Linked DNA regions of Homo sapiens: region 2 is linked to region 1. A link is a loop called in an ENCODE intact Hi-C map of the cell type or tissue named here. Cell type or tissue: CD14-positive monocyte. All regions are shown on one strand. Each heading gives the region's core, and the rest is flanking DNA. Links, peaks and the distances in the headings are about the cores only. Region 1 has its middle 57 kb from the start of TLR5. Region 2 overlaps LOC124904522 (a long non-coding RNA gene).

The links. A loop is a pair of places that touch in the nucleus more often than their neighbours do. Peaks named below come from ENCODE experiments on the same cell type or tissue, not always from the same donor. Only the 100,000 strongest peaks of a DNase experiment are listed, where the experiment ranks them.
Region 2: a loop joins it to region 1, with 4 times the contacts of the local background. A loop is called at or near these places in 11 of 110 quality-filtered maps.

What each region holds. Positions count from the first base shown.
Region 1 is chr1:223,197,376-223,202,755 of GRCh38, reverse strand. No RefSeq gene overlaps it. Among named protein-coding and RNA genes, the nearest start is that of TLR5, 57 kb to the right of the region's middle. In CD14-positive monocyte, for the core only: no CTCF peak of the experiment used is centred there; DNase peaks (open chromatin) are centred at 2,935, 3,485 and 4,025; H3K4me3 peaks cover 1,472 bases; H3K27ac peaks cover 1,983 bases.
Region 2 is chr1:223,145,025-223,150,404 of GRCh38, reverse strand. It overlaps LOC124904522 (a long non-coding RNA gene), which reads right to left. Exons shown (of 2, transcript XR_007066895.1): 2 at 1,248-2,517. Among named protein-coding and RNA genes, the nearest start is that of TLR5, 4.5 kb to the right of the region's middle. In CD14-positive monocyte, for the core only: no CTCF peak of the experiment used is centred there; no DNase peak of the experiment used is centred there; H3K4me3 peaks cover 78 bases.

The DNA of each region.
Region 1 (5,380 bases), core at 102-5,101:
CCCATCTGGCCCACTTCCCTCCCAGATCACCACGTTGTCCCGCTCCCACTCCTTCCGTTAGCTTCAACTCCTGAAGGCTCCCCGTCACCCTCCCCTCCCCATCCCTGCTCTGCCCAGGGACTCAGAGAGCCCCCCACTGCACTGGGGAACGGAGTACAGCCTGCAGCACCTGGAGCTCCTCATTCAGACAACAGAGGAGGCAGAGGCCAGTGCACAGCCAGCACCCAGGAGAAAGGAGCTGACCTCGCTGAAGAGCATCAGAGGAATCCCCGAAGGACAGCGGCTCCTAAACTCGATTCCATATGACCTGGACAGCCCAGACTGGGAGCGGTAGGAAAGAAGAGTGAGGGATCAGTGGGGGAGGGAGAGGGGAGTCACGGAGAGCAGAAAGCTGGAGGAGGAGGGAAAAAGGGAGGGGAGGTGGTATATGGAGAAGAGGTGGAACCTGGCAGGAGAAAGAGCCCCCACCACCCCAGGGCTGGCCTGCAACCTGGCACTCTCAGAGCAGACAGACAAGTACCCTGGGCCCCACCTCACCACCTGCACACCTGCTCAGCATGTTGGTCAATCCCTGTTCCCAAGCATGATCACCAAGGCAGCACCATGCTTCATGACTCAGGCGGCACGGCTGGGAGGCTGATTCCCTGCCAAGTCCCCTCTGAATGCTGATTTGGCTGAAGGGAGAGACACAACCCTCTCCTACTGGACTCCTCAAAGGTCAGATAGAGCCTGGCCCATTACTGTCTCTATTGATTTTCCTTCTCCCCAACCCCACAGGCCAGGGCAGTCTAGTGCTTCATAAAGGAGCCGGGAAGGCAGCTCGGGTGTAGGAAGAGCATGGGAGGGGGAGTCAGGAAAAGGACTCCTACCATGGTTCAGCTGTCTGGGCCTCAGTTTCCCCATCAGGAGAGAAGAGAAGTGAACACTGATGGCTCCTAGGGTCCCTCTGGCTCTGATATTCTCTGCTTCTACTTCCTTCAGTGTATGCTCCATATGAGCACAAGGAACATAACATGGCCCAATTGGCTCAGAGTATAATTTCTGAGTCTCTGAATGCCTGCGTGCCACTAGGAGCAAGCTGTTAGGTCTGGGAGCTCTGGGTAATGATGAAGAAACATGAAGGATGAGCATGGAGAAAGAGTCACGTGTTGGCTGAGCTGGGGTGGCCAGGCATAGTGTAGGACCAGCCTGGTGCCCGTCACATTGGGTCCTCCCATGGCCTGAGGGAAAAATCCAGGGCTGCTTTGGGAGGAGGCATCCCACTTGGATGCTGGCAAAAAAAAAAAACATTGCCTCCAGCCCTCCCGTGTAAGCTAGTTTCCTCATTGGTAAAATGGTCAAAGCCAACCATTTTGAAAGTGCAGTATTTTATTTTATTTTGTTTTATTTTATTTTATTTATTTGTAATTTATTATTTAATTTTTGTATTTTTAGTAGAGATGGGGTTTCATCATGTTGGCCAGGCTGGTCTCGATCTCCTCACCTCAAGTGATCCACCAGCCTCAGCCTCCCAAAGTGCTGGGATTACAGGCATGTGCCACCGCACCCGGCCGAAAGTGCAGTATTTAACAGTCTGAACGGGATACTTTGTCTGCAAAGATCTGAGAAAGAGAAAGTGAGAGGAGGAATTGACTGTGGGCTGACTCCTCATGGTGCCACTGTGGGACTCCCTGACGTTCACTATCTTGCAAAATCCAATGATCCAATGATGTCACTGGAGGTCCTGTGACTGGGTCAAGCCCACCCTGCTGTACTTGAATTCAACTTTTCCTGATTCTAGACCAATCTCTGTCAGCCTTAAATGGGCTAAAAGTGGCAAAAGTTCCTGTGAATTGGCAAGACCTGGGCTGTCCTATCTTCCTCATAAAGCTGAACTCAGGCTGGGTTCCCAAGGCACCTAGAGGAAGGCATGTCATGCCAGCCTGGCACCAGGGCACAGGAGGTGAGGCAAAGGGCTCCTGTGTTAGCTCTCCTTGATCATGTATTTATTTGACAATATTTTTGGAGTGCCAGGGATTGTGAGAGATCCGGGGATTCAGGGTAAACAAGAGTGACAAGGACAGCCCTTAGATCACTTAGAGAGCAGAGGAGACAAGCACAGGGCAAATGCAGCCATACACCAAGCATGATGGTAGGGGACAAACGGTTTGCCCACGGAGGCTCCACCAGGGTCCCCAAGCCTTCTGCCAGCTGCCGGGGGCCTTGTGGCCATGTTGAGGAGGGTGGGCTTCATCTCTAGGGCAGCAGGGAACCATAGGAGGGTTTTGGGAGCTCTCCCAACGCACAGTGTGGCATGAAGCAAGACTGGGGAAGGGAAGCCGCGAGGGGGCTGCGCTGAGAGGCATTGTGGCTGGGCAAGGCACGTGGGAAAGGGACTGGACTGGAAATCATCATTCTCAGTAAACTATCGCAAGAACAAATAACCAAACACCACATATTCTCACTCATAGGTGGGAACTGAACAATGAGAACACGTGGACACAGGAAGGGAAACATCACACACCGGGGCCTGTTGTGGGGTGGGGGGAGAGGGGAGGGATAGCATTAGGAGATATACCTAATGTTAAATGACGAGTTAATGGGTGCAGCACACCAACATGGCACATGTATACATATGTAACAAACCTGCACGTTGTGCACATGTACCCTAAAACTTAAAGTATAATAATAAAAAAATTAGCCAGGTGTGCTGGCACATGCCTGTAGTCCCAGCTATTAGAGAGGCTGAGGCAGGAGAATCGCTTGAATCTGGAAGTAGAGGCTGCAGTGAGCCAAGATCGCACCACTGCACTCCAGCCTGGGTGACAGAGCAAGACTCTGTCAAAAAAAAAAAAAGAAAAAAGAAGAAGAAGAAGAAGAGGAGGAGGAGGAAGAAGAGGAAGAAGAGGTAGAAGAAGAAGGAGGAGGAGGAGGAAGAAGAAGAAGAAGAAGAAAAGACGAAAGAGGAACCAAACACCGCATATTCTCACTCATAGGTGGGAATTGAACAATGAGATCACATGGACACAGGAAGGGGAACATCACACTCTGGGGACTATTGTGGGGGGGGGAAGGGGGGAGGGGGGAGGGATAGCATTGGGAGATACACCTAATGCTAGATGATGAGTTAGTGGGTGCAGCGCACCAGCATGGCACATGTATACATATGTAACTAACCTGCACAATGTGCACATGTACCCTAAAACTTAAAGTATAATAAAAAATAAAATTAAATTAAAAAAAAAGAACAGAAGAAAGAGGAAGAAGAGGAAGAGGAAGAGGAAAAGGAAGGAGGAGGAAGAGGAGAAGGAGGAGAAGAGAAGAAGGAAAAGAAGGAGGAGAAGAGAAGAAGGAAAAGAAGGAGAAGAAGGAGAAGAAGGAGAAGGAACAACCAGTGGTGGAAAGCACTCAGGACACATAACGTTGCTCCAGGAATGTACAGCTCTGCAAGTCTGGCTGCTGAAGCTGCTGGTTGTAACCTGAGGCCAGTTGTTCACATAGCTGCTGAGCTAACTTGCTGCAACTATGGGACTACCTTCATGGCTTTTGCCCATCTTCATGGCTCACCAGTCAGAGCTTGCCAGTTCCCAGGGCTTTGCTAATACCAGTGAACTTTCTCCCAATAACACATGTAACATTTCCCTTTTTTTATAAAACCCCCAACCTTCTCTTTGTTCTTCAGGCATACCATCTTCAGAAGACCACTCTGTCTGTGTGTATGCCGTGAATTGCAATTCTTTCTTCCCAAATAAAATGCTACATTTCGAGATTCATCTCTCTATTTTTATTTTGGTTCATCTCCACTTTTTTATTTTGACTTCAACAGTAGACAAGGAAACAATTCACACAGACAACTTTTTTCCAATTTTAAAATTTTCTAAAAGTATTAAATTTTTTAAAATTTTGATAAAATATGTATTTTGTAACATAAAACCATCTTAACCATTTTTAACTGCATATTTCATCAGCATTAGGTACACCCACATTGTTGTGCAACCATCACCACCATCCATTTCCAGAACTCTTCATCTGGTGAAAGTGAAACCCTATACCCACGAAACAATATTTCCCTGTTACCTGCTACCCCTGGTCCCTGGTAGCCACCATATTCTACTTCCCGTCCCTATGACTTTCACTATTCCACGTACCTCAAAGAAATGGAAGTATATGGTGCTTGTCTTTTTGTGTCTAGCTGATTTCACTTAGCATACTGTCCTCAAGTTTCATCCAGCAAGTTGTAGCTTGACATAAGTTGTAGTTTGTGTCATAATTTCCTTGCCTTTTATGGTCAACTAATATTCCTTTATATGGATAGACCACATTTTGCTTATTTAGTCATCCGTCAATGGACACTTGGGTTGCTTCCAGCTTTTGGCCATTGTGAATAATGCTGCTATAAACATGGTGTACAAGTATATCAAGACCCTGCTTTCAATTCTTTTGGATATATACCCAGAAGAGGTATTACTGGATCATATGGTAACTTTAGTTTTAATTTTTTGAGAAATAGCTATACTGTTTTCCATAGCTAAAAGTTTAATATTAAGAAAGAATGACAGAGAAGGAAAGGAAAGGAAAGAAAAGGAAATGAAAGGAAAGGAATGGAAAGGAAGAAGGAAGGAAGGAAGAAAAGAAAGAAAGAGAAAGAAAGAAAAAAGAAAGAAAGAAAGAAAAAGAGAGAGAAGGAGGGAGGGAAGGAAGGAGGGAGGGAGGAAGGGAAGGAAGGAAAGAAAGAAGGAAGGAAGGAAGGGAGGGAGGGAATGAGGGAGGAAAGGAGGGAGACATGTTGGCAAGCATGTGGAGACACTGGAACCCCTGTGCACTGTTGCTGGGATGTGAAGTGGCGCAGCCGCGGTGGAGAAGGGTATGGCAGTTCCTCATAGAGAGGAGGGAACAACAAGGCAAGATGCCGACAGGTATACCTGCTTGAAGCTGATGGCCTCACCAATGGCCACAGGAAAAGAGGGATCTATCCAGAGGATGAAAGGTGCAGACAAGGTGGGCCCGATACAATGCGTTAGTCATCCTTGTATACTTAGCACATGGATGTGGCCTGGAGATAGTGCTCAAGAGATAATTGTCAAATATCTCACATTCATATGGCACTTACCATATGCCTGGCACAGTCACTGGGCTTTCATATATTAATTCGTTATTTAACCCTCACAACAACCCTATGTATGCTGTTATCTCCCCATTGTACAGATCAGGAAGCAGAGACAGAAGCAAGTTTAGTCATGTGCCCAGGGTCACACGGCTGGTAAATGGTGAAGCAGGGACTCAAAACCACTCTTGCAATTGCAGACTGCCTGACTATAATGCAAATCAGTCAGATGAAGGTAAAATACACATCCCATGGTATACTTTACTTCCCAGGCCACCCCACACCACGGAAAGCAAA
Region 2 (5,380 bases), core at 89-5,088, 52 kb after region 1:
AAAATTAGCTGGGAGTGGTAGTGCTTGCCTGCAGTCCCAGCTACTTGGGAAGCTGAGTGAGGAGGGAGGATGGCTTGAGACCCTATCTAAAAAAAAAAAAAAATATATATATATATATATATATATATATATATATATATATCTCCACCAGGAAGAAGCAGCCAGCTCAGTTTCTGGGAAATGAAAAGCTTTGCTTTGGCAAAAAGAGAAAGGAAATTTTTTAAAAAGGAGAGAAAAAAGGGTGGAGAAAGGGAAAGCAGAAGGAAGAGAAGAAGGAAGCAATTGACATCCAACAGGGGATATTTCCACAACAACAGAAGGTTGAAATCTAGCCCTGAACAAAATGGACATCAATTCACCTAAGTGGAGTGTGAGCAAAGCCAAGTAGCTATTTCTTTCCTGACCTAGGGTATTGGCCAAAGGATTCTTCTGAGATTCAGTTATAAAACAGGAATTACACTGCTTTTGTCATATCCCTGAGTCCTCCAACTGTTTCATGCTGTCAAGTAATTGACAGTCCTGAGGAGCTCCAAAATAACCATGCCAAGAGGCTATTAGAAACATTCACTCCTCAGATCTGAGGCCAGCGGTAGACAAGGCCATCCTAGCTGTCCTCTCTATGGGTTCCTTTTCCGTGGAATGCAGCCAACTGGCCCTGGAGAGGGGACAACCAGAGTCACCCATAGTTTCTTCCAGGGCTTTCAAATTACATGACACATCAGTGGCACCACAGAACCCCAGAAGCCTGAAGCTGCCACAGAGAATGTCCACTCCCTACATCCCCAAAGCATGGTTCCCATGGGCATGATGAAGAACCAGGAGTCTTCGCCCTTCTTTGGGTCACTCTTTTGTTCCACACTTATTAAGCATTCATCATGTGTCATACCCAGAGCCAGGGATGTAAAGAAAACTCTGGAAAGAGCTCTGCTTTCTTGGAGCTCACAGCCTGGCAGGGGCAGTGAACAGGATCGAATTTAGATTCAAGGTGAAAAGTATAGCCAATGACATGAATGAGGTGCTACGGCAGCACAGGGTGGAAGTCGAGATTGATTTGAGCCAAATGTGCCAGGTAACAAAGTCAAGGAGGCTTTATTAAATCCAGGCAGGAGGTCAACTGGGTAGGGAAAGTATGTCATAATCCTATTTTAAAGACTTCACATGATCTCTATCACCTACTCTGCCCTTAGGTCATTGATGACCTGCTATATTTATTTTCTTCTATTGCATAACAAAATACAAGAAATTTATTGACATAAAACATTAGCCTTTTATTATCTCACAGTTACAAGGAGTCAGGAATCCAGGCATAGTGTGGCTGGGGTCTCTGCTCAGAGTCTTACAGACTGAAATCCGGGTGTTTGCTGGGCTGAATTCCTTCTGGAGCTTGGGGTTGTGGGCAGAAACCAGTTCCTTGTAGCTGTAGAAATGACATCCTATTTTGTCTTTGCTGGTTGGTGAGAGTCACTCTTAGCCTTTGAAGGGGGCCATGCGGCTAGGACCTGAGGTAAGTAGTTCATAACAAGGCCATTTGCTTCTTTGGGGCCAGCTGTGAATTACTAGACAGTCTGCTCAGATGGAGTCTCATATAACAGCACCTAATCAAGGGAGCAGTGATCCCATTATAGTCACAGATCCCACCCACAAAAATGGAGAGGGGTGCCAAAGATGGGAATCTCGAGGGCCATCTCAGAATCAGGTCTGCAAACCTGCAACTTGTCGCATCCAGTCGGGAAACTTCACTTCTTTTGGTATTTGACTCTAGAACAGTTGGCACCATTGGCCACTCCCACCTTGAAATTCATTCAATGACTCCTATTTATTTATTATTTTTATTTTTTATTTTTGGCTCTCACTATGTTGCCCAGGATGGAGTGAAGTGGCTATTTCTAGGTGTGATCATTGCACACTACAATCTTGAGCTCCTGGGCTCAAGCATGGGACACTGAGCCCAGCCCAGCTTATCCATTCTACTTTTGATGACCATTTGAGGGATCTCTAGTTTGGTGATTTGTATTAGTTATCTTGCTGTGTGACAAATCATGCCAAAACACAGTGGATTAAAACACCATGTATTATGTGACAGTTTCTGTAGATTGAGACTCCAGGCATGGACTCTTGGCTAGGTCCTCTGGCTCTGGTCTCTCACAAGACTGTAATCAAGGTGTTAGCTGGGGCTATGGTCTCATCTTAAGGCTTGAGCTGGGGATGATTCGATGCTGAATTCGCTTAAGTGGTTGTTGGCAAGAACCATTTTATCACAGGCTGTTAGACTGATGGCTTCAGTTCCTCACCAGCTGTTGGCAAGAGGCTTCCCTTGAGTCCTTGCCATATGGGTCCTTCCATAGGGCAGCTGACAATATGACAGCCAGCTTCATGAGAGCAAGCACGCAAGAGGGCCAGAGAGAGAGTGTGAGCAAGGCAGAAGTCACATCCTTTTGTAATCTAATCTCAGAAGTGATATCCCATCAATTTTGTCATGCTCTATTTGTTAGAAGAAGTTGCTGGGTCCAGTTCACACTTAAGGAGAGAAGATTACAGAAAGGCATGAATATCAGGAGGCAGAAATCTTAGGGAGCCATCATAGAAGCTGTCTAGTACAAAGGATATAACAAACAATGCTGCCTTACAGATTTTCGTATATATATTGTGGCATATGAGCATATCAGGTTATGCACCTAGGCATGGAGTTCCTAGGTCTTAGGGCATGTGAATCTTCAAGTTTCCATGACAGTGCCAAACTTCTACCAAGTGGTTATACCAATTCACATTTCCACTAGCAACAAGTGAGAATTCTGTTTGCACCATATCGTCACCAACACTTTTTATTGTCAGACATTTTATTTTTGGCCAATATGATTTATATAATATGTGATGTATTATAGCTTTAATTTGCATTTCTAAGATTTCTAATGAGGTTTGGTACTTTTTCATTTATTTATTGGTCATCTTATATTTCCTCTTTTATGAAGTATCTGCCTGTATCTTTTGTCCATTTTTCTACTGACTTTTCTTACTGATTTGTATGAGTTCTGAAGATAATCTGGATGCTTGGGCTGTGGCAGTTATATGTGTTGCAAGCATCTCTCTGGTTTTGTTTCCTATCTTTTTATTCTTTTAAATATGTCTTTTGATGAACACAAGGTCTTCATTTTAAGGCAGTTGAATTTATCAATCTTTTCCTTTATGAACTCTTGGACTAAGCCTGTCTTCTAGCTATTGTTTTCCGCCTATGTCTCCAACTGTCCCCCCATCTTTGATCCCCCCATTGTCTCCATATAAACATCTTTTCTATGCTCTGGACACATGACTTCAACTGCTCACTCGATGGCTCCACCTCCATATCCCACAGTCAGTCCAACACCAGTTTATCCCAAAATGAACTCATCCCTCCAAGTTCACCTTCCGCCACCCTACCACCCCTAGCTTGTATTTCCTAACTCCATGACTGACACAACTATCCACCAATCACAAAGCCAGTGTCTTGTGAATTTGCCCTGACTGCTCTTTCTCTTATAAGGATCCAGTTTTTCTGATTCTACAATCTAAACCTTGCCCCACTCTGTCTTCTCCTCTACATCTCCAGTGCCAGAATGTAAGTTCCATGAGACCAGGGACCTTGTCCAGCTTGTTCATTACCACAATATCAGTAAGGGATGGTGCTTAACAGCATGAATTTTGCAGCCCAATTACCTGATTCAAATCCTGACTCCATCAATTATTAGGTATCTAAGTAAGTGGAAGTTATATGACCTCTTCTCCCGCAGTTTCCCCATTGGTAAAATGGGGGATGATAATAGTACTGATTCATAGGGTTGTGGTGAGGGTTGAATCAGTTAATGCATGTATAGTATTTAGAAAAGAACAGGACACATGGTAAGCACTCAATAAATATTGACTATTAATATTATACCCTACCACCTAGCATGGGATGGGGTATAATATTATGCATCAAAATATATTTTAAGCATCAACAAATATTTATCATCAAAAAACTAACCATCAAATAATATATATCAACAGAGATGAATGAATGCCACTGCTTTAATTTAGACTCTTATTATCGTTGCTTAGACAATTGCTGTAGCCTCCTAACTGGGCTTACTTTCTGCTAACCATCCCATCCCCCATTCCATTCATTTTACACACTGCCATTAGGGTTATAACTTCTTGTCTATAAATATGAAGGTGTGGTGCCACTCCATTGCTTAACACCATCCAGTGGATCCCCAAGCCCTACAGGGAGGCAGAGCATAGCCCAGACTCCTCAGCAGAACACATGTGCATGAACGTGGGATCTGGTGATTGCCTACCTACCTCTTCAACCGCCTCCATCCTTCACACAACCTGCGCTCCATTTACCAAACCACTGGCAGTTCCCCAAATGAGCCACATTCCTTCATTCGTCTCCTGCCCAGAATGCCCTCCCTCTGTCCCGTCCAGGTGACAAAGTCATCTTTTTCTTTTTCACCAAGTCCCAGATATAGGCACTCCCAGGCAGAGTTAGATACCTATATTATTGCAGCATTTATCAAATTACACTATAACCATTTATTTACATGTCCAACCCTACTCCCCCAGGCTGCAAGCTCCTGAGAGCCAGATCGTATTTAGATTTGTATTTCTGGCAAGAAGCACAAGGGCTACGGAAGCTTAATACACATTTGTTGAATGGATGGTTAGTTTTAAGAAGTACCTAATAAACCTTGGTATTTGTATTTCCTTGAATCTTGTTTTGGTTGCTACCTTTTTTAATGGAAATAGTCACTACTGCTTATGTTTACAAGTTTATTGAGTTCTAATTTTATCTTTTAAGATAAAGATTGCTGATATCATTCATTCACTCATTCATTCATCAATAAATATTTATAGGGAGACACTTGTCAGATACTGGATTTGAAGTGAACAAATCAGACATGGCCCCTACCCTCGTGAGGCTTACAGTCTATTAAATCTATTAAGTATGAAGGACAGGCTGACCTTGAACCAATAAACATGTCCATGTAAAATCATAAATTGAAATGAGAGTTGTGAAGGAAAAGAATAGGTTATAAAGAGGAAGAATAATGGGAGGGACCTAATTTAATTAGAAGAGTTAGGGAAGTTCTCTTTGAAGAAGTTACATTACAGGGAACACTAAAATGTGGGTAGGAGTGAGCTACGCAAAGTCATGGAGAAAGAGTATTCCAGGTAGAAGAAATAGCATGCGTGAAGACCTTAAGCAAGTGGAAGGCAGCTGCTGAGGCTGGGGACTGGGAGGTTGGGGCTGGAAGCAGACAAGCCTAGAGAAGTTGTCAGGGGCTAGACGATGGGGTTTTGACCTAGAATATAAACTTTGTTTGTAGTTCATAGGGAAGACATTGAAGGTTTAATATATGGGAAT